Regions from separate parts of the Homo sapiens genome. Here region 1 is linked to region 2. Evidence: chromatin contacts called from ENCODE Hi-C or POLR2A ChIA-PET data. All regions are on one chromosome and are shown on one strand. The core of a region is the stretch at or near the end of the contact, and the rest is flanking DNA. Distances in the headings are between cores, read along the strand shown. Region 1 overlaps ACSL6 (acyl-CoA synthetase long chain family member 6). Region 2 overlaps RAPGEF6 (Rap guanine nucleotide exchange factor 6).

Region 1 (5,254 bases), core at 2,325-4,824, 380 kb before region 2:
ACACAGTCTTAATTCAGAATTACAAGTGTCAGTCCAAAATAGGAATCAGTACACTTCACTGAGACTCCTTCCTTTCCCGAGCGAGGGCTGGCTGCAGGCTTGGTAAGGAGGGCACGGTCCTTCTCTCCTCTGTTCCTCTCTGATGTTTTTCCTTCTCCCCCAGCTTGCTAACAGAGGTTTCTGCCCTCTCCTACCAGGTTTGAAGTGGGGTAGGAGAATAAATAAGTAGACTATGAAAGTTGAAAGATGGTTTTGGGCAAACGTCTAAAACTCCCTCTGCTTCATGGCTGCCTTCATGAGCACTCTTGATTTAGGTGGTGTCCTTCCTTGGGTTGCCTGCTGCCTGCTCCACTTCAGCTTCTGTCTTTGGTGTACTCTTGATTGTCTCCCCTCATGGGCGATTGTCATTTTGCCCTGGCAAACTGGTCTCGTGGATAAGATTTCTTGCACCCCACCATTCCCACCACTGCTCTCTAAGACTGATGTTCCTTCTGTAGACTCCATATCCAGATTCCCTGGGATTAATTTGGTTTCTTTTCGTTTTACAACCACAGTCTTCTTCATCTTTCTCATTGGGTCTCCCAGCTGCAGGGAGCACAATCAGGCACTTCAAGTGATCCCATTAGGGGCTGAGTTAGCTCGGGTGTTAGGTTGAGATTAGGAGAGAGGACCCTTCATTCCTCCCCTTTTGATGGGCTATGACTCAGTGTAGCTGTCTCCAAAGATGAAAAAAAGTTCTCTCTCTCTCTCTCTCTTTCTCTCCCCACCCCCTCATTGAGGCAAATTTCACATAGCATAAAATCAACTCCATTTTAAAGTGAGCAATTCAGGGGCATCGAGTACAACACTCTCTTAGTCTCTCTCAGCCCTTTTATTGCCTCATTCAGGGTGAGGGTTGCAAAGTTAACATGTTGGCTTATTTGATGTTTTGCAGCTATTGTATCTGCTGCCTCAGTGGAAACGTCTGATTTAACATCTCTGGCTGCCTCAGTGGAACCTAATTTAACATCTTTCATACTTAGATTATATCTTTAGATCTTATAGAAGCCTGTGAGGTGGGCATTACTCTCCCCATCTTACAGGTAAGGAAACAGAGAGGAACAATGGCTTGCCAGTGTTATGCTGGCAGTGAGTGGCAAGGCTAGGATTTGAGCCCTGTCAGATCTGTCCGGCAGGAACTTTGGGATTGTATCTACCCTGACAGGAAATGGTGGCCAAGTTGTCCTCCCTTCCCAGCCTGCTGTGCCTGGGATCCCTAGCCATCTCTACCCTCTGAGTCATCCTAGCAGCCCCTGACTTCCTCAAGGGCCCAGAGAACTAGGCCTCACGAGCAGTAGTGAAAGGTCATATCAAAACAAAGCAAGAATATTTGTGTCCCATTTCTGCCAAGGAGCAGGCAGGAAGGGCTGCCCAGCCCTCTTGGATCTCCAGCCTGGCCTGAGCCTGGGGCCTTTCCAGGTGCCAAATGCAGCAGAGAAGTCCTTTGCCATCAGAGTTGGCTGCTGGACTCAGGAGACCAGGCCCACTCAGGCCCAGGGAGTAGTACAGAGCCCTTGCTATATGTAAGGGGACTCGGGGCTGACAGCCTCTGCTCCTGAAGGAAGACGGGAGAGGATAAGGCACAGACCACAAGCAGTTGACCCTTCAGGCCTTGAGGCACCCCTCCTGTGCAGCCATATCACCTGCCTCCTGGTCCCATGCTGGTGGGAGCCTAATGGTAGGCTATGTCTATAGGATAGCGGTCCCTGAAGCAGCATTCATCTGCCTGTAAGTCTAAAGGTGGCTGAAGACAAAGGCCAGAGGCTTGGGTAGACAGCATGGGTGTCTGGGACTGCCAACTTGGGCACTGCTCTCAAGAAGTGGCCCTTGAGTTTCCAACTAATTTGACTTCTTGCTTTCTTTTTATAGGGAACCCAAAAGGTGCGATGCTCACCCATGGGAACGTGGTGGCTGATTTCTCAGGCTTTCTGAAAGTGACAGAGGTGAATAAAGTAGCATTACTGTTGCAGGTGTCTCTTGAGGACAACCTCAAGCCTCAGAGGATTTTTTTTTATTTGTTTGTTTTCTTTTTCTTTTTTTTTTTTTCTTGATATAACCTGGGCTGCCATTCACAGGCAGGAGTTTCTGTTCTCATTAGAGCAACCCCACTTTTACCATCACTTTTCACTCCAAATACTGAAATGACCCATACGTGACAAATATTCAGTTGATTTCTGGGAGTACTAAGATCCCAGAAAGAAAAGCATGCAAACCTATTTTTCCTTTCTAACTTCAAATAACTTCAAAAATTGATATACCCATGGTTTTGTGTGTACCTTTATTTAGAAAGTAATCCTTAATAACTTGTTTTTCAAAGGTCAGGGTTTAATTCAGTCATTTTGTGTTTAAGGACTACTAGAGTCTGAGAAACAACGGCAACTGCTAATTTATAAGGCTGTACTTAAAGGTAAATCTAAAATCAAAAAAGCTTTGATGTCTTGGCCTGACCAAAGCATGTTAGCATTTTATAACTGGCTAACAAAGGAGGACTTTTCCCACAAGTGGTGAGTATGTCCTGCAGTTTCCTTCAGCATAAAGGAGTGTATCTTTTCAAAAAAGTTTGGCTTTTTCTTCACTGTGGAGAAAGTCACACTCCACATTCATGGTAGATGACATTATGAAGTGTGTGCCCCAAACACTTAGTAGAAAACTGTGAGAGACAGTTTATTTTAGCAGAAAACTGTGAGAGACAGTTGGTGGCTGAGCCCAGGTCAGGAGCCAAGGTTTGCCCAAGCTGGCCCAAAAGCCAGCACAGGAGAGTGAAGGCCTCTGCAAAGGGGTGGAGAGCAGGGAAGTCCAGCAGAGGAGAGCACGTGGAGGCACAGCCCACCCAGATCCCAAGCCTTGTGCAGGGCTCCCCTGGCTGGAGTAGCCCCTGTCCCTAGGGTCAGTCCCATCTGTGAGATGTGTCCTGGGCCCTCCCTTTGCTGGCGGGGCACAGCAGGGCTCCCTGTCAGCATTCCTCTTTAAGGCCCTGGTTCCAGGGATGGCTTGTGAGGCCAGGCTCAGCCAGTGTTTGGGGTTTGGCCTTGTCTCCTCCTCTGGCTGGGGCTCATACCCCAGCCACAGTTGCATAGACTTAGGAGTCTCTGGGCCCCTTTCTCTGCAAGGACTAGAAAGTGCTGACTAGCCAAGACCTTCTGAATCCCTGCCCGGGTAGCCCAGGGATCCTGGAGAAATGGGGTGTGGGGCAGGTCCTGCAGGTGTGGGGAGGAAGGGGAGAGAGCCGGGCTAGAGCCGACTGACTGCAAGTGAGGGGCAGGCCCTCAGAGAGGAGACTTCCCTGCGGAGCCCACTCTGCTGGTTTCTGTGTGCTTCATTTGGCTCTTTGCTTCTGCAGATAACCTAGACCCACTGACGCTGCGACCTAACACTCCGCTTCCTATGCTGCCCTGTCTCTCTCTTCTTTCTGCACCTTCCCCCTCCCTCTCTCTCTCCCTCTCTCTCTCATTTCTTCTCTCTTTCATCTCACCTCTCTCTCTGTCCTCACCACTCCCATTCCCCTCCCCCTCTTCCTGTTTACCCTCCAGGACCATTTTCTCTTTATTGTTTTATGATTCTCTTGTCGTCTTCCTGTCAGTGTTTCTTTCCTTTCTGTCTCCCATGCCCGTCGCCTGCAGAAAGTGATCTTTCCGAGACAGGACGATGTGCTCATCTCCTTCCTGCCTCTGGCTCACATGTTTGAGAGAGTAATCCAGGTAAGACACCCACCTGACTGACCGGGCCTTGCCTGGGCTCCTTCTTTTTTCTTACAGAGTCAGTGGGCTCCCACTTGTGCGGATGTGCACATTTCCTATTTGCCTTTAGCACACATGTTTGAGCGAATGGTGCAGGTAAGGCCCTGGCATCAGGGAGGCACACTCTGTGCCTAGAACCCATAACCCTAGCGGGTGTCACTTGTCACTGGTGGCATGAAGTAGGACCAAACTGCCCTGTCCTCAGAAGGTACCATAGGGGTCAGAGGGCTCAGAGGACTTTAGCCACCCCACTTGTCCCTCCTGGGAGCATTGTTCCAGGGAAGCCCCCAGGCCTGCCCTGTCTTACCCATGGACACACTCAGCTGAGAGAGACCCCAGCTGATAGCATCTTCTCAGAGAGTATTGCAGCTTTGCAGAAGTGCTTTACCATTCAAGCTCTGTGCAGTACAGCTCCGTTTATGACCAAAACACTTATGTTCCATAACTTTTATAATTCACAAACTCCTAAAAGAGAAAACAAAAGAGTAAAGTTGGGGAATGAAACTGGCATGGCTCTTCAGGCTGCAGATGGGGACTGGCCTGAGGCTGGCCCTGAGACAGGCCTTGTGGAAGTACAGAGGGAGTGGGAGGAGGAATCCATATGTGATTATGGAGACAAGGAATTCTCCATATATGTGTCACTCAAGGGACCAGCATATGAAAAAACTGTGTCTTCTAGGCCTTTCCCATTTTGCCTTGGGGGAGGTCTTATGTAATAGTGCAGGTAAGGCCGTGGCATCTGGAGAGCATGCTTTCCAGCTTTCCAGACCTGGATTCAATGCCAGCAATTACTGTAAATTAGTTTTGTGACCCTGGGCAAGTCATGTAACCTCTCTGAGCTTTGTGTTCCTTACCTGTAGAAATGCCACTTCCCTTATAGGGTTGCTATGAGCATTAAAGAAAGGAGCATATATAAGGCCCCTGGTGTACTCCTAGTCCCATTAGGAACCAGCCAGGGGCTCCCCCTTGGCCTCGCACTAAACAGCACCCACAGCCAACTTCAGCAGCATCTCCAGTACTCATGGGGCTTACACACCTTCACCTTCCCAGAATTCCCTGGGGAAATCCAACAACTCTAAGACCTGGAGCAGACCCATTAGTAGGCTGTAGTACATCTCAAAGGCCTGAGTCCCCAGGGAGGCCCATGTCCAGGGTTTGGGAGTAGGTGAGGGGGGCACACGCCAGTGAGAATGGCTGCTTTGGCATCTCCCAGAGGCTCAGGATTCCACTCCATCTTCTGCTTCATCTCCCTGTGCCTGAGTGGGACTTGGTTGGAAGGTGAGGGGGTGGGGGTCACCTCAGATGGCATTCATCAGTGTCTCATGGCAGCAGCCAGAGCTGGGTCAGGGGGTCATGGGTGCCCTCCATGTAGGGCAGCACTTTGGACAGCTTTGGACTATCGCCAGTAGTGACCACCCTAAGGGACTCCTCCCTTCCTGTCCTGTCTTTCTAGTCTGTCGTCTATTGCCACGGAGGGC
Region 2 (5,294 bases), core at 705-3,204:
CTCCAGTTCCATCCATATTGCTGCAAATGACAGGATTTCATTCTTTTCATGGCTGAATGATACTCTATTGAGTATATATACCCCATTTTCTTTATCTGTTCATTCATTGTTGGACACTTGGGTTGAGTCTGTATTTTGGCTATTGTAAAATATGGGAGTGCAGATATTTCTGTAACATACTGATTTCATTTCCTTTGGATATGTATCCAGTAGTAGGATTGCAGGATTACCTAGAAGTTCCATTTTTTTTTTTTTTAGTAACCTCCATATTGTTTTCCATAATAACTACTAATTTACGTTCCCACCAACAGTGTATAAGTGTTCCCTTCTCCTGAAATCCTCGCCAACACTTGTTTTCGTCTTTTTGATGGTAGCCATTCTCACTGGAATGAAGTGGTGTCTTGTTGTGATTTGAGTTTGCATTTCCCTGATGATTAGTTTATTTGAATATTTTTTTATATACCTATTGGCTATTTTTATGTCTTTTCAGAAATGTCTGTTGAGCTATTTTGCCCATTTTTAATCAGTTTTTTTTTGCTATTAAGTTTTTTATATATTCTGGATATTAACCCATTGTCAGAGGTATAGTTTGCAATTCTCTCCTATTTCTGTAGGTTGTCTATTCATTTTGTCAGTTGTTTCCTTTGCTGCGCAAAAACTTTTTAGTTTGATGTAATCAGATTTATCTGTTTTTGTTTCTGTTGCCTGTGTTTTGAGGTCTTCGCTTTAAAAATCCTTGCCTAGCACAGTGTTGTATAGCATTTTCCCCTATTTTCTTCCAGTAGATTTCGTGGTTTCAGGTTTCACATTTAAGTCTTTAATCCATTTTGAGTTGATTTTTGTATATAGTGAGAGGTAGGAGTTTAGTCTTATTCTTCTGCAAGGAGATATACATTTTCTAAGTGTCTTTGGCACCTTTTTTGAAAATCAGTTGTCTGTTTAATTCTGGGATATCCATTCTGCTCTATTGGTCTGTTTTTATGTCAGTACCATGCTTTTTTGGTTGCAGTAGCTTTGTAGTATATTTTGAGGTCTATCGATCTGTCCATTGCTGAAAGTAGGGTATTTGCATTCCCTGCTATTACTCTATTATAGTCTGTCTCTCCCTTTATATCTAATGATATTTGCTTTACAAGCTTGGGCACTCCAGTGTTTGGGGTGTGTGTGTTAATATATACTGTAAATATATATATGAGACACAAATATATATTATATAATGATTATATAATATATATTATAAATAATGTAATTGTTATATCTTCCTGTTGAATTGATCCCTTTATCATTATATAATCACCTTTTCTGTCTCTTTTTACAGTTTTTGACTTAAAGTAAGCATGGCTACTCCTGTTTGCTTTGGCTTTCCATTTGCATGGATGTCTTTTTCTATCCTTTAACTTTTTTTTTTTTTTTTATATGATGGAGTCTCGCACTGCTCCCCAGGGTGGAGCACAGTGGTGCGACCTTGGCTCACTGCACCCTCTGCCTCCTGTGTTCAAGCGATTCTTGTGCTTCAGCCTCCCAAGTAGCTGGTATTACAGGCGCGTACCACCACACCCAGCTAATTTTTGTATTTTTTAGTAGAGACAGGGTTTCGCCATGTTGGCCAGGCTGGTCTTGAACTCCTGACCTCAAGTGATCTGCCTGTCTCAGCCTCCCAAAGTGCTAGGATTACAGGCATAAGCCACTGCACCCAACCTCTGTCCCTTAACTTTCAATCTATGTCTTTAACAGTGAGGTGAGTCTGTTATACGCAGCATACATTTGGGTTTTATTATCCATTCAGCCATTCTATATCTATTAATTGGAGGAGCTTACCCAGTTACATTCAAGGCTGTTATTTATAGGTAAGGATTTATTCCTGCCTTTGTGTTAATGGTTTTCTGGTTGTTTTATAGATTTTTTTTTCTGTAGCCTTCTTTCTCTCTTGTTCATCTCTGTGGTTTTGTGGCTCACTGTGGTGCTATACTTTGTTTCCTTTCTCTTTCTCCTTTGTGTATCTGCTGTACTTACTTTATGTTTACTATAGAGCTAGCATAAAGACTCTTGTTATAATGCACTATTTTAAGCTGATAGCAAATTAACTTTGGTCTCTGTATTACTCCATTCTCACGCTGTCATAAAGAACTACCTGAGACTGGGTAATTTGTGAAGAAAAGAGGTTTAATTTACTCACAGTTCCACAGGCTTCACAGGAAGCATGAGTGGGAGGTCTTAGGAAACTTACAATCACAGCAGAAGGTGAAGGGGAAACAAGCACTCCTTACCACGGTGAGCAGGAGACAGAGAGAGAATGCGATGGGGGGAAATGCCACACTTAAACCATCAGATCTTGTGGAACTCACTGTCATGAGAACAGCATGGGGGAAAATCTGTCCCCATGATCCAGTCGCCTCCCACCAGGTCCCTCCCCTGACACATGAGGATTACAATTCAACATGAGATTTGAGTGGGGACATAGAGCCAAACCATATTATTCCACCACTGGCCCCTCCCAAATCTCATGTCCTTCTCACATTTGAAAACCAATCATGCCTTCCCAGCAGTCCCCCAAAGTCTTAACTCAATCCAGCATTAACTTAAAAGTCCAAGTCCAAAGTCTCATCTGAGACATGGGAAGTCCCTTCCACCTATGAGCCTGTAAAATCAAAAACAAGTTACTTCCAAAATACAATGGAGATACAGGCATGGGGTAAATGCTCCTGTTCCAAATGGTAGAAATTGGCCAAAATAAAGGGGCTACAGGTCCCATGCTAGTCCGAAACCCAGCAGGGCAGTCATTAAATCTTAAAGCTTCCAAATAACCTCCGTTGACTCCATGTCTCACATCCAGGGCACCCTGAGGCAAGTGGTGGGCTCCCAAGGCCTTGAGCAGCTCTGCCCCTGTGGCTCTGCAGGGTACAGCCCCTGTGGCTACCTTCATGGGCTGGCGTTGAGTGCCTGTGGCTTTTCTAGGCTCCTAGTGCAAACTGTGGTTCTACCATTCTGGGGTCTGAAGGACAATGGCCCCCTTTTCGCAGCTCCACTAGATAGTGCCCCAGTGGGGACTCTGTGTGGGGGCTCCAACCCCACATTTTCCCTCTGCACTGCCCTAGTGGAGGTTCTCCATGAGGGCTCTGCCTCTACAGCACACTTCTTCCTGGACATCCAGGCATTTCCATACATCCTCTGAAATCTGGGCAGAGATTCCCAAACCTCAACTTTTGACCTCTGCGTACCCGCAGGCCCAACACCATGTGGAAGCCGCCAAGGCTTGAGGCTTGCAGCCTCTGATTCAATGGCTTGAGCTATACTGTTGGCCCCTTTTGGCCACACAGTTTTAAACTAGCAAATCTTGTGAGAGCTCACTATCATGAGAACAGCATGCGGTAAATCTGCCCCCAGATGGAGCTGGAGCAGCTGGGATGCAGGGTACCATGTCCTGAGGCTACACAGAGTAGCAGGGTCCTGGGCCCAGCCCATGAATCATTTTTGGTTGGCCTCTGGGCCTGTGATAGGAGAGGCTGCCTTGAAAGACTCTGAAATGCCCTGGAAACATTTTCCCCATTGTGTTGGCTATTAACATTTGGCTCCTTTTGTGCACATTTCTGCAGCGGGCTTGAATTTCTCCCCAGAGAATGGGGTTTTCTTTTCTACCACATTATCAGGCTGCAAATTTTCTAAACTTTTATGCTCTGCTTCCCTTTAAAATATAAGTTCCAGTTTCAGATAATCTCTTTGTTCATGCATATGAACGTACACTTTTAGAAACAATCAGATCACCTCTTGAATGCTTTGCTGCTTAGAAATTTCTTCTCCCAGATACCCTAAATCATGTCTCAAGTTCTAAGTTCCATAGATCTGTAGGGCAGGGGCAAAATGCCACCAGTCTAATTGCTAAAGCATAGCAAGAGTGACCTTTACTCCAGTTTCCAGTAAGTTCCTCATCTCCATCTGAGATCACCTCAGCCTGGACTTCATTGTTTATATCACTTATCAGTATTTTGGTCAAAAGCATTCAACAAGTCTCTAGGAAGTTCCAAACTTTTCCACATCTTTTCTGTCTTTTTCTGAGTCCTCCAAACCATTCCAGCCTCTGCCCGTTACCCAGTTCCAAAGTCACTTCTACATTTTCAGGTATCTTTGTAGCAGTGCCCCACTATTACTAATAATTTGTATTTCTATTATTGCACATATAATTATAGCAAAATTAGAAAACATAGGCAGTGAGAAAAACTTCATCTGAAACTTTGTTGTGAAGAATAAGAATGATTTCTCTGTGGTAAATTCCTTGGGATAACATTGTGGAGCTAAAGGTTATGACATCCTTGTGGCTTGTGCTGAAGATTCCTATATTGATTTGGAAAAAGGGTTTTGGTGATTTTGATTTGTAGTATTAGTAAGCAGTGAATAAATTTTTATCACAGCCCCTGTAAAATGGATACTATATGTGGATTTGGTTAGTATTTTAGAGTTGTTTTCATTTGCATTTTCTGTTTACTAGTGACTCTGTGTTCTGTGTAGCTGTTAAGAATTGTCTGTTTTAATCTTCTGTTCATTTACTACTTGAAATAGTAATGCATTTCTGTGAGTACTGATACCTATTACAGGTATTATCTTTAATTGTATCACATTTGAAAATTATTTTCTGTTCATCTTTTTGTTGTATTCAAGTTTTAACTTGTATGTGCTAATATACTTCAGAATTAAATGTTATTTTCTTCTACAAGTGTGATACAATTCTTCTGTTTTCTTTTTTTCTAGGAAACATGTTTCTTAATTGCTTTCTTAGCTTTAAAGCTTTAATTAAACTGAAATTTATTTCAAGGAACAGTATAAACAATGATTGTTGTTTTTTGCTAAAATGTATTTCCAAAATACTTTATTCACTTTAAGTATTGGTGTTTTATAGTATGTATCTTAAGATAGTGATTATACTTTTATTTCACATAAACGTGGTCTGTATAAAACCTTAGGCAACAGGCAAAATATTCCAAATTTCCAGGTAGTGTTACTTCATTTTTAATTATTTGTACTATTATCAGAATATATTTCTTATTGAATTCATATACATATGAACATGTGTGTTGTTTTGCTCATTTATTTACTTATTTATTTAAACAGTTCAGAAACGATTGCCAGATGTTGGTATATCCTACTTTCTGGATCTGTGCTTGTGAAAGGCTCCATGGTCTTGCCTCCTTGCAGGTACGTTTACATTTGCTATATGGCAGGCAAAGTTAATGTTAAACTATTTTGTATAGGATGTATATTTTCTTTCAGTAAGTGATACATCTTTTAAATGTCTTTGCTTG

What was found. Hi-C counts contacts between places; a loop is a spot of excess contacts on that map. ChIA-PET counts read pairs that join two places held with the same protein, here RNA polymerase II (POLR2A). Pooled maps may share reads with other maps.
Region 1: a pooled map shows a loop between it and region 2 (2.1-fold over the local background). The contact joins two enhancer-like sites. A Hi-C loop is called at or near these places in 1 of 168 maps with a recorded cell type or tissue (naive thymus-derived CD4-positive, alpha-beta T cell) and 5 of 50 pooled maps. POLR2A ChIA-PET finds 5 or more read pairs at or near these places in 2 of 52 experiments (Panc1 and naive thymus-derived CD4-positive, alpha-beta T cell).

The regions. Positions count from the first base shown.
Region 1 is chr5:131,973,376-131,978,629 of GRCh38, reverse strand. ACSL6 (acyl-CoA synthetase long chain family member 6) reads left to right here. Exons shown (of 21, transcript NM_001009185.3): 10 at 1,909-1,982; 11 at 3,660-3,737; 12 at 5,230-5,254. Among named protein-coding and RNA genes, the nearest start is that of ACSL6-AS1, 28 kb to the left of the region's middle. Within about 2 kb of position 3,574, at least 4 of the 41 ENCODE cell types and tissues checked have a DNase peak (open chromatin) inside an H3K27ac peak, as active enhancers do.
Region 2 is chr5:131,592,276-131,597,569 of GRCh38, reverse strand. It overlaps RAPGEF6 (Rap guanine nucleotide exchange factor 6), which reads left to right. Exons shown (of 28, transcript NM_016340.6): 4 at 5,104-5,187. Among named protein-coding and RNA genes, the nearest start is that of RAPGEF6, 40 kb to the left of the region's middle. Within about 2 kb of position 1,954, at least 3 of the 41 ENCODE cell types and tissues checked have a DNase peak (open chromatin) inside an H3K27ac peak, as active enhancers do.